3 separate regions of the Homo sapiens genome follow, and all the other regions are linked to region 3. Evidence: chromatin contacts called from ENCODE Hi-C or POLR2A ChIA-PET data. All regions are on one chromosome and are shown on one strand. The core of a region is the stretch at or near the end of the contact, and the rest is flanking DNA. Distances in the headings are between cores, read along the strand shown. Region 1 overlaps WDFY1 (WD repeat and FYVE domain containing 1). Region 2 holds the start of AP1S3 (adaptor related protein complex 1 subunit sigma 3). Region 3 has its middle 62 kb from the start of MOGAT1.

Region 1 (2,700 bases), core at 28-2,527, 1.2 Mb before region 3:
CTGTGTTTAGCTTTAATAATCTGCTAGTTCTTTCCTAAGAAGCAGATGGTAATATAATGAATGATACTTGTTTCTAGAATTTAGGTATTCATCTTCCCTCTCTACAAAGTATGCTCAGCAAATCTTTCTGAGAGTTGTTAAGACATTATTAGCACATATATACTGATTTCATGATGTATTTTTGTCATACTTCATGGTGAAATAATCTCTTTATTCATTTTTCTTTGTCAACCACATACTACTTTGCTCAAAACACTTCCCTTCAAGGTCAAGGTGAATCTACAGCAGATCACCGTCAAAGAAATTTTAAGTAAAAAGTCGCCTGTGTGGATTTTTTTTCTCTTTCTCCTCGTCTTTATACTTGATTTAGACACTTAGCGTCAGTAGAGTCCAGTTGCAAAGGTTAATGGGGAGATGAGGGTGCTTATAGTGCAACCAGTATTGATGGGGGCATTTTTGGTTTCTAGGTTATGGTTTATAGAAAATACAGCCTAGTATGGAATTCCTGGGATACCTGCAGTGTCCCATAGAGGCTTCGTCCTGCTGTGCTGTTCCCTCGCCGAAACCCTCTTCTCAGTTTCATTTGCTTGATTAACTCCTTCTCATCCATTAGGACTTCTTGTGCGATGTTTGCCAAATCCCCCAACCCACTATACCACCATTCCCACTCCCTAACATTAATCTACCCTTTTTCTGTCCTCATAGCTCTTACCACATTATATTGTTACTGTTACTCATTTACATATTTGTCTTTACTAATTAAACTTTTTCTGGCTGGGCGCAATGGCTCATGCCTGTAACCCCAGCACTTTGGGAGGCCGAGGCAGGTGGATCACCTGAGGTCAGGAGTTGGAGACCAGCCTGGCCAACATGGTGAAACCCCATCTCTACTAAAAATACAAAGATTAGCCAGGCATGGTGGCAGATGCCTGTAATCCCAGCTACTGGGGAGGTCGAGGCAGGAGAATCACTTGAACCCGGGAGGTGGAGGTTGCACTGGGCTGAGATAGTACCATTGCACTCCAGCTTGGGTGACAAGAGTGAGACTCTGTCTCAAAAATTAAAAAAATAAAATAAAATTTTTCTAACATGAAAAACAGTGTAAAGCTTATAGTAATGTCTCAAGTGTTAGTTTGATTGAATCAGTCAACAAATCTGTTAGGGAAAAAGAAGCATGGAACGTAATCTAAAAATAGGCCACTGTCTGGGTGTGGTGGCTCACGCCTGTAATCCCAGCACTTTGCGGGGCCGAGGTGGGTGAATCACTTAAGGTCAGGAGTTTGACACCAGCCTGGCCAATGTGGTGAGACACCCCATCTCTACTAAAAATACAAAAATTAGCTGGGTGAGGTGTTGTGCGCCTGTAGTCCCAGCTACTCGGTAGGCTAAGGCAGGAGAATTGCTTGAACTTGGGAAGCGGAGGTTGCAGTGAGCTGAGATTGTGCCACTTTACTCCAGCCTGGGTGACAGAGTGAGATTCTCTTTCTCAAAAAAAAAAAAAAAAAAAAAAAGAAAAGAAAAAGGCTGCTATTCCTTATTAGAAACTGTGCTTCTTTGTGATTCCTTTAATTTGTGTTTTAAGACTTCTAGGCCATGGATAGGGTTCGAGACTTTTTTTTTTTTTTTTTTTTGAGGCAGGGTCTCACTCTGTCTCCCAGGCTGGTGTGCAGTGGCACAATCAGAGCTCACTGTAGCCTCCACCTCCTGGGCTCAAACGATCCTTCCACCTCAGCCTCCTGAGTTTGAGACCACAGACATGTACCACCACTCCTTGCTAATTTTTGATTTTTTTTTGTAGAGATGGGGGGGGGTCTCACTATGTTGCCCAGGCTGGTCTTGAACTCGTGGGCTCAAGTGATCCTCCAGCCTCAGTCTGCCAAGTAGCTGGGATAACAGACGTGTGCCACCATGCCCAGCTAATTTATTTTTATTTTTTGTAGAGACAGGGTATTGGTATGTTGCCAGGCTGGTCTCAAGCCCCTAGGCTCAAGTGATCCTCCCACCTCAGCCTCCCAGAGTACTGGGATTACAGGTCTGAGCCACTGTGCCTGGCCAGACTTTGTAATGTAAGAAAGTGTTGCCTAGATCCTCCATGGACTCCAGCCTGTCTAGATTATTCCTGCTCTTCAGTGATTAGAGTGGTTTCTAGGCTTCTTGATGGCACAAGGATCACAAAAAATTATTTTTATGCTAACAGTGAAAAGATTACAGCAAGAATGGTTTGGAGTAAAAAAAAAAAAAAAAAATCTGCAGGTTTTCAGCCAATCTGGCTTCTGGAAGGGTGATATTTGTTTAAAGGGGGTGCAAATGCTGGGGCCACCCAGTGGCTTCTTCCCTGGATAAAATCTGCCTGTGGTGACATCAGCAGTCTAATTCTTGGTCACAGACCCTTGAAGCTGTCCTGTGGGAGGGGATGGAAATTTCTGTTTTTCTCAGCCAATCTAATTCTCCTCTACAAAATGAGGCTGGTTTCTCTGCCTTTTAATTTAGAGAATAAATTCAATAACAATCTAACATTTTCTCTCCCTGTTACCAAAGGAGAAAGACTTCTTTTTGCAGCAAGAATGAACAGGGCAGAATTCCAGAGACTCGTTGGAAGGAAATTGCTATTTATTCGATAAAAACAGATGGCAATGATAGCTATGTTGTTCGTTCCCCCTTTCAGGCAAACGTCTTAATGTTATAGAAACCATCTAGCAT
Region 2 (2,700 bases), core at 101-2,600, 1.1 Mb before region 3:
TGCAACCTTTGTCTCCCGGGTTCAAGCGATTCTCTCCTGCCTCAGCCTCCCTAGTAGCTGGGACTACAGGCGTGTGCCACCACGCCCAGCTAAATTTTGTATTTTTAGTAGAGACGGCGTTTCACCATGTTGGCCAGGCTTGTCTCGAACTTCTGGTCTCAAGCGATCCGCCCACCTGGGCCTCCCAAAGTGTTGGGATTACAGGCATGAACCATCACGCCTGGCCCAGGAAATGATTCTTAACTTTTGCAGGGTCTAGGATCTCTTTAGCTATTTGATAAAACCAGTGGACTCCCTTTCTCAAAAACATGAATATGCATTAAAAACTCTGCTTACATCTAGTCTATCTGGTAAATATAATTAAAAGAAAAAAGAAAAAACTCTGTTTACAGCTTGGGGGTTTAGAGACTCTCAACGCCCTAGATTTAAGAAAAGTCAAGGGGAGGAGAGATTGGAGAACGAACTTTCTACACCACAACTTCTTAGGAGAGACTTCTTAAAAGGGGGTCGTGCTGCCGGGCGCAGTGGCTCATGCCTGTAATCCCAGCACTTTGGGAGGCCGAGGCGGGTGGATCACCCTGAACGCAGGAGGCGGAGGTTGCAGGGAGCCGAGATCGCCCCACTGCACTCCAGACGGGGCGACAGAGCGACACTCCGTCTCTAAATAAATAAATAAATAAATAAATAAATAAATAAATAAATAAATAAATGGGGGCCTGCTTAAAATGATCTTTGCCCTTAGACTGCAGAGCTTACTTTTTAAAAAGTGAAATGGGGGCAGAAGGGGATAAGAAAACGCTTCTAGTTCTTTCTCTTCCAACTGCTCCCTCCCTAGGAGGCTTAGGATAAGGCAGCCCCCGGCACTTTCTGCGAGTGTATCGGAAGTATCTTTGCCAGGTTTGATAAACGTTTGCGGAAGGAATACAGGACACACTCGCGCGGCAGAATCGCGAAAAGTCCCCGGTGTTCTCCGCGCAGGGAGTTCCCCGCGCAGGGAGTTCCTAGCGGGCCACGCGCTCTCGCCTGACCACCCGCGCCGAGCTGCGGGCTGTCGGGGTACAGACGCCCGCGCGCGCAGGTGCATTCGCTCCAGGTGCGGCCGGCTCGGGGCGGGAACAGCTGCAGCCGAGGCGGGGGCGGGGAGGGGGTACAGAGGAGAGGCAGAAAGGAGGGAAGAGGAGGAGGAGGAGGAGAAGGGAGGAGAAAGGGGAAAGGAAGAAAGAAGGAGAGCAGGAGGGCGAGGAGCGGGGGGAGCGGGGAGGAGGGCGCGGGGAGGAGGCAGCGGGGAGGAGCGTGCAGGGAGGAGGCAGCCGCGCTGGGAGGAGTCTGCACACTTTCAGTGCCAGGGCATTGTGGGAAGCAGCCATGGTCTAAGCCGGGCGCCTCACCTGTCAGCCGCACCGGCTCCAGCGCTCGCCTCTCGCCCTCGCTTCTCCAGCGCTCCTTGCTCGCAAGGCGGGGGAGGCGGCGGCCCAGCCACGATGGTGAGTGCGGGGGAACCGCCGGCCCGGGTAGGCGGTGGGGGCGCTCGCGCTCCGGGGAGGCACCTGGGGCGTCCGGGCCGGGCGCGCGGCCGGGTGGGGGTGCGGGCCGAGTCCCGCCTGGCCACCCGAACCGTGCGTCCCTGTGGCCCCGCTGCCCCAGACGGTGCGGACGCGCCAGGATCGCTTGCCCGGGATTCCTGCGGCAACGCGGCGCCGCGGCGCCGCGGCTCCATTCATTCATTCGATCCGCCTTAGCCGAGTGCTTAGTCTGTGCCGGGCTCGGTGCTGGGCGCTGGGGATGTCGCGGGGGACCAGGAGGAGCCCCTGTTCTCCAGGAAGCTTACCTTCCAGGAGGGGGATGCGGAGGGAGGGACACGTCCAATATACAAGTAAAATGAAGAGAACTTCTAAAGTAAGAAGCGCTGTAAAGTCTCAAATACAACCGGGTGGAGTGGCAACTTTTGATTTGGCAAAGCCTCTTCAAGGACATGACATTCTAGCTGCTGGAGGTCCTGGAGGGGCGCTACAGGTGGATTAGAGAGAGCAAAGCGGAGGGGAGAAGGCCTTGTTTGTGGCAGGAGAGGTGGGCTTCTGCCAGGTGAGGCGGGTTTTTATAGGCCAAAATAAGGAGTTTGGTTTTGGTTCCAACTGAGTAGGGGAAACCTCGGGGACGTTTTAGCAAGAAAACTGACCTTACCCGTTGTGCACTTTTGTTTTTTTGAGACTGATCTCGCTCTGTCGCCCAGGCTGAAGTGCAGTGGTGTGGTCTCGGCTCTGCCTCCCGGGTTCAAGCGATTCTCCTGCCTCAGCCTCCCGAGTAACGGGGATTACAGGCGTGTGCCACCACACCCAGCTAATTTTTGTATTTTTAGTAGAGACGGGGTTTCACCATGTTGGCCAGGCTGGTCTCGAACTCCTGACCTCAGGTGATCCGCCTGCCTCGGCCTCCCAAAGTGTAGGGATTACAGGGGTGAGCCACTGCACCCGGCATGGTGTGCAGTTTGGCTGTGGTTGGAGAATGGACTGGGGTGTGTAAGGGCAGGGGATAGGGGGTCAGGTTGGAAGCTGAGGCCGGCCGCAGCCCTGCTGATGAGAGATCTGGTGACCTGCACTTGGGTGGAAGCGATAGCTCAGGCTCCTCTTGCTCTTGCCTGCTGTTTAGGGGCAGCCTTTTAAGAGTGTGGTGGTCTGAACGTCACTAGTCCCACTTCCCCAA
Region 3 (2,700 bases), core at 123-2,622:
AATTTTATTAAGTTATAACTTACATACAGTAAAGTGAGGGGGTTTTTTTGGTTTTGATTTTGGTTTTTTGTTTGTTTTAAGACAGGATCTCACTCTGTGACCCAGGCTGGAGTGCAGAGGTATGGTCACAGCTCCCTGCAGCCTCAGGCATCTGGGCTCAAGTGATCCTCCTGCCTCAGCCTCATGAGTAGCTGGAACCACAGACACACACACACACACATGCCTGGCAATTTTTTACAGAGATAGAGTCTATGTTGCCCAGGCTGGTCTTTTTCTTTTTCTACTTCTTTTTCTTTTTTTTTTTTTTTTTTTTTGAGACAGAGTCTCACTCTGTCACCCAGGCTGGAGTGCGGTGGCACGATCTCGGCTCACTGCAACCTCCACCTCCTGGGTTCAAGTGGTTCTCCTGCCTCAGCTTCCTGAGTAGCTGGGATTGCAGGCGCACACCACCATGCCAGGCTAATTTTTGTATTTTTAGTACAGACTGTCTTGAACTCCTTAGACCTGGGCTGAGTAGCTCACACCTATAGTCCCAGCCTCCCAAAGCGCTGGGATTACAGATATGAGTTACTTAGCCCAGCTCTAAGTGTGTTTTGATGAATGGAACACTTTCTGTTGTGATCCTCACAGTTAGCTATTAGCACACTAAAGAGCTGCAAAACTGAACAGAGAGAAGCTGTCTAGGAATCAGTAATAATAGAAACCAAACATTTCAGCACATCCTGTGTGCTCAGGCAGTAGAGTTTGCTATTTACATGAATAACCTCAACTACTTCTTTCATTCCTACAGAAAAGGCACTTTTATAATCCCTACTTTACAGATGGAGAACCTCCAGCTTGGAGAGAAGTTTCTTGGCCAGGGTCACACATCCAGGAAGCGGCTTCCAAACTGGACTCTCCCTGAGCCAGCTCTACTAACTTGGGGGAGAATTTCGTCCCTTTCTTGCCTCTGTCACTAACTGGTTTTGTGATTTGGGGAAATGGATTCATCCTGGAGAAGGCTGGACTAACCCTCTGGTCCCCAGATGCCTCTAGTTCTCTTCCAGATCCCCACCATCCTGGTTCACAAGTGGAAATAAAACATTCTGACCAGTAGTAGCCCCAGGGCTGAAAGTCTCAGACAAACAGCTCTGGAAGTTAAAGAAACAAGCAGAAATGCCACATATGCTGGGACATAGCCCAGATTGCTCCCACGCAAACTCTTCCTTCTTTTTCCCACCCTGAGCAGCTGGCACAGTGGCCAGTACAATGCCATCGAGCAAAGTTCAGGAGGCTAAAGAAACACATGGTGAGGAAGTACATTCGGCCCCAGGCCAGCAGAACAATGTGGCCTCTATCTTCTGTTCTGGCTTCTCTGGTCTTGTCACATCTTCACAAACCATGAACAAAGAGATTTGAGTTGGCTGAGCCACCCTCGTTCTCCTGGCTTACATCACATCACCCCATTCGCTTCCTCCTCCCGCCACCCCCTCTCAGCAATGAAAGTCGACCATTGTCAGGTACGCTCAGAGGAAAGTGTATAATGAGAATGGGGAGCTGGGAATAATAAGGATGCTTATTCTCTGCAGCAGGAGAGTGAGTCTGGAGCCCTAGTTCCAAATTCTGACTCTGCTACCAAATGGCTGTACGGATTGGGGCGCTGAGATTTAAATCTCAATTTCTGCATTTGGAAGATGAGATTAATAATAACTTCAGAATGCTTCTGTGAAAACCAAGAGAGAGAGAATGCACATAAATGCCATAAGTAAATCCCAGAGTATGGCTTCCTGGCATATTTGACTTGACAGCACTGTGAGGAAAGGATTAGATTTGCACAGTGATTTGGGTAAACAGGTAAAGAGGCCCAGAGGGAGTTTTCACTGCTCTGGGACTCTGGTAGCCCTAGAGACTCCTGCTACTCCAGTCCTCTCTTGCTAACCCCCAGGATTGAGGGGTCAAAAATTCATCGCACTTGCAACATCTGTGTGTCAAGGCACACCTCTTCAGGGGCTCCATTATAAACTGTCTTACAAAAGTATGAATTGAATGGAATGATCACATTGATGTGAGTAAATCATTTTACCTCCCTTCACTCAATACTGCCTAATCACTGAGACCACGATATCATTTGTAAAAATAACCCAATGGCATATTCGGACCAATGGTGAGAGTAGGGATGCTTTTGGTTGCAAACATCAGAAAACCAGATTGATCTTGGCTATATTGCTCTTGCATAACAGGGACACCTAAGTTAGTTACTGGTGTTTGTTTGGGATATATCGATGCCAGGGTTTTGGACTGTTGTCTTCATAACTCCTTTGGAATTGCCCTCATGGTTTGCTAAGATGACCACAGACAGCTCCAAAATGATATCATCACACTGTTCAAAAGCAGGATGCAGAATCTTTCTCCTTGTGCACTAACCTCCCATCAGGCAGGAGGAAACATCTAGAAGCCCCTAAGCAGACTCCCTTATATCTCATTGGCCAAAACTAGGTCACATGGGCATTCTTGGCTGAGAGGAAGACAGAGAAAGCAAGTATCCAACTCGTTTAATGGGACACCAGCTGGGGGGATGGGAGGGGGTTTTCTGAGGAGTCAATTACTAGTGTTTGACTAAAGCTATGCAAAGTATTTCTGTTATAACTTAAAAAGAAAAGTCTCATTTCCAGATATTATCCAAACAAACTGACTTCCTATTATTCAAGTATATAAACAAAA

Evidence for each region. Hi-C counts contacts between places; a loop is a spot of excess contacts on that map. ChIA-PET counts read pairs that join two places held with the same protein, here RNA polymerase II (POLR2A). Pooled maps may share reads with other maps.
Region 1: a map with no recorded cell type shows a loop between it and region 3 (2.8-fold over the local background). The contact joins two enhancer-like sites. A Hi-C loop is called at or near these places in 3 of 37 single-sample maps with no recorded cell type and 2 of 50 pooled maps. POLR2A ChIA-PET finds 5 or more read pairs at or near these places in 2 of 52 experiments (activated CD4-positive, alpha-beta T cell and activated T-cell).
Region 2: a loop to region 3 is called in a pooled map, with 4 times the contacts of the local background. The contact joins the promoter of AP1S3 here to the enhancer-like site in region 3. A Hi-C loop is called at or near these places in 1 of 50 pooled maps. POLR2A ChIA-PET finds 5 or more read pairs at or near these places in 2 of 52 experiments (GM10248 and WTC11).

What each region holds. Positions count from the first base shown.
Region 1 is chr2:223,932,893-223,935,592 of GRCh38, reverse strand. All of the region lies in intron 1 of WDFY1 (WD repeat and FYVE domain containing 1), which reads left to right. Among named protein-coding and RNA genes, the nearest start is that of WDFY1, 11 kb to the left of the region's middle. Within about 2 kb of position 1,277, at least 3 of the 41 ENCODE cell types and tissues checked have a DNase peak (open chromatin) inside an H3K27ac peak, as active enhancers do.
Region 2 is chr2:223,836,232-223,838,931 of GRCh38, reverse strand. It overlaps AP1S3 (adaptor related protein complex 1 subunit sigma 3), which reads left to right and starts at 1,350. Exons shown (of 5, transcript NM_001039569.2): 1 at 1,350-1,484. The coding sequence starts at 1,482. RefSeq lists enhancers at 804-983, 1,854-1,943 and silencers at 1,154-1,283, 1,314-1,743.
Region 3 is chr2:222,732,768-222,735,467 of GRCh38, reverse strand. No RefSeq gene overlaps it. Among named protein-coding and RNA genes, the nearest start is that of MOGAT1, 62 kb to the right of the region's middle. RefSeq lists a silencer at 1,084-1,378. Within about 2 kb of position 1,372, at least 7 of the 41 ENCODE cell types and tissues checked have a DNase peak (open chromatin) inside an H3K27ac peak, as active enhancers do.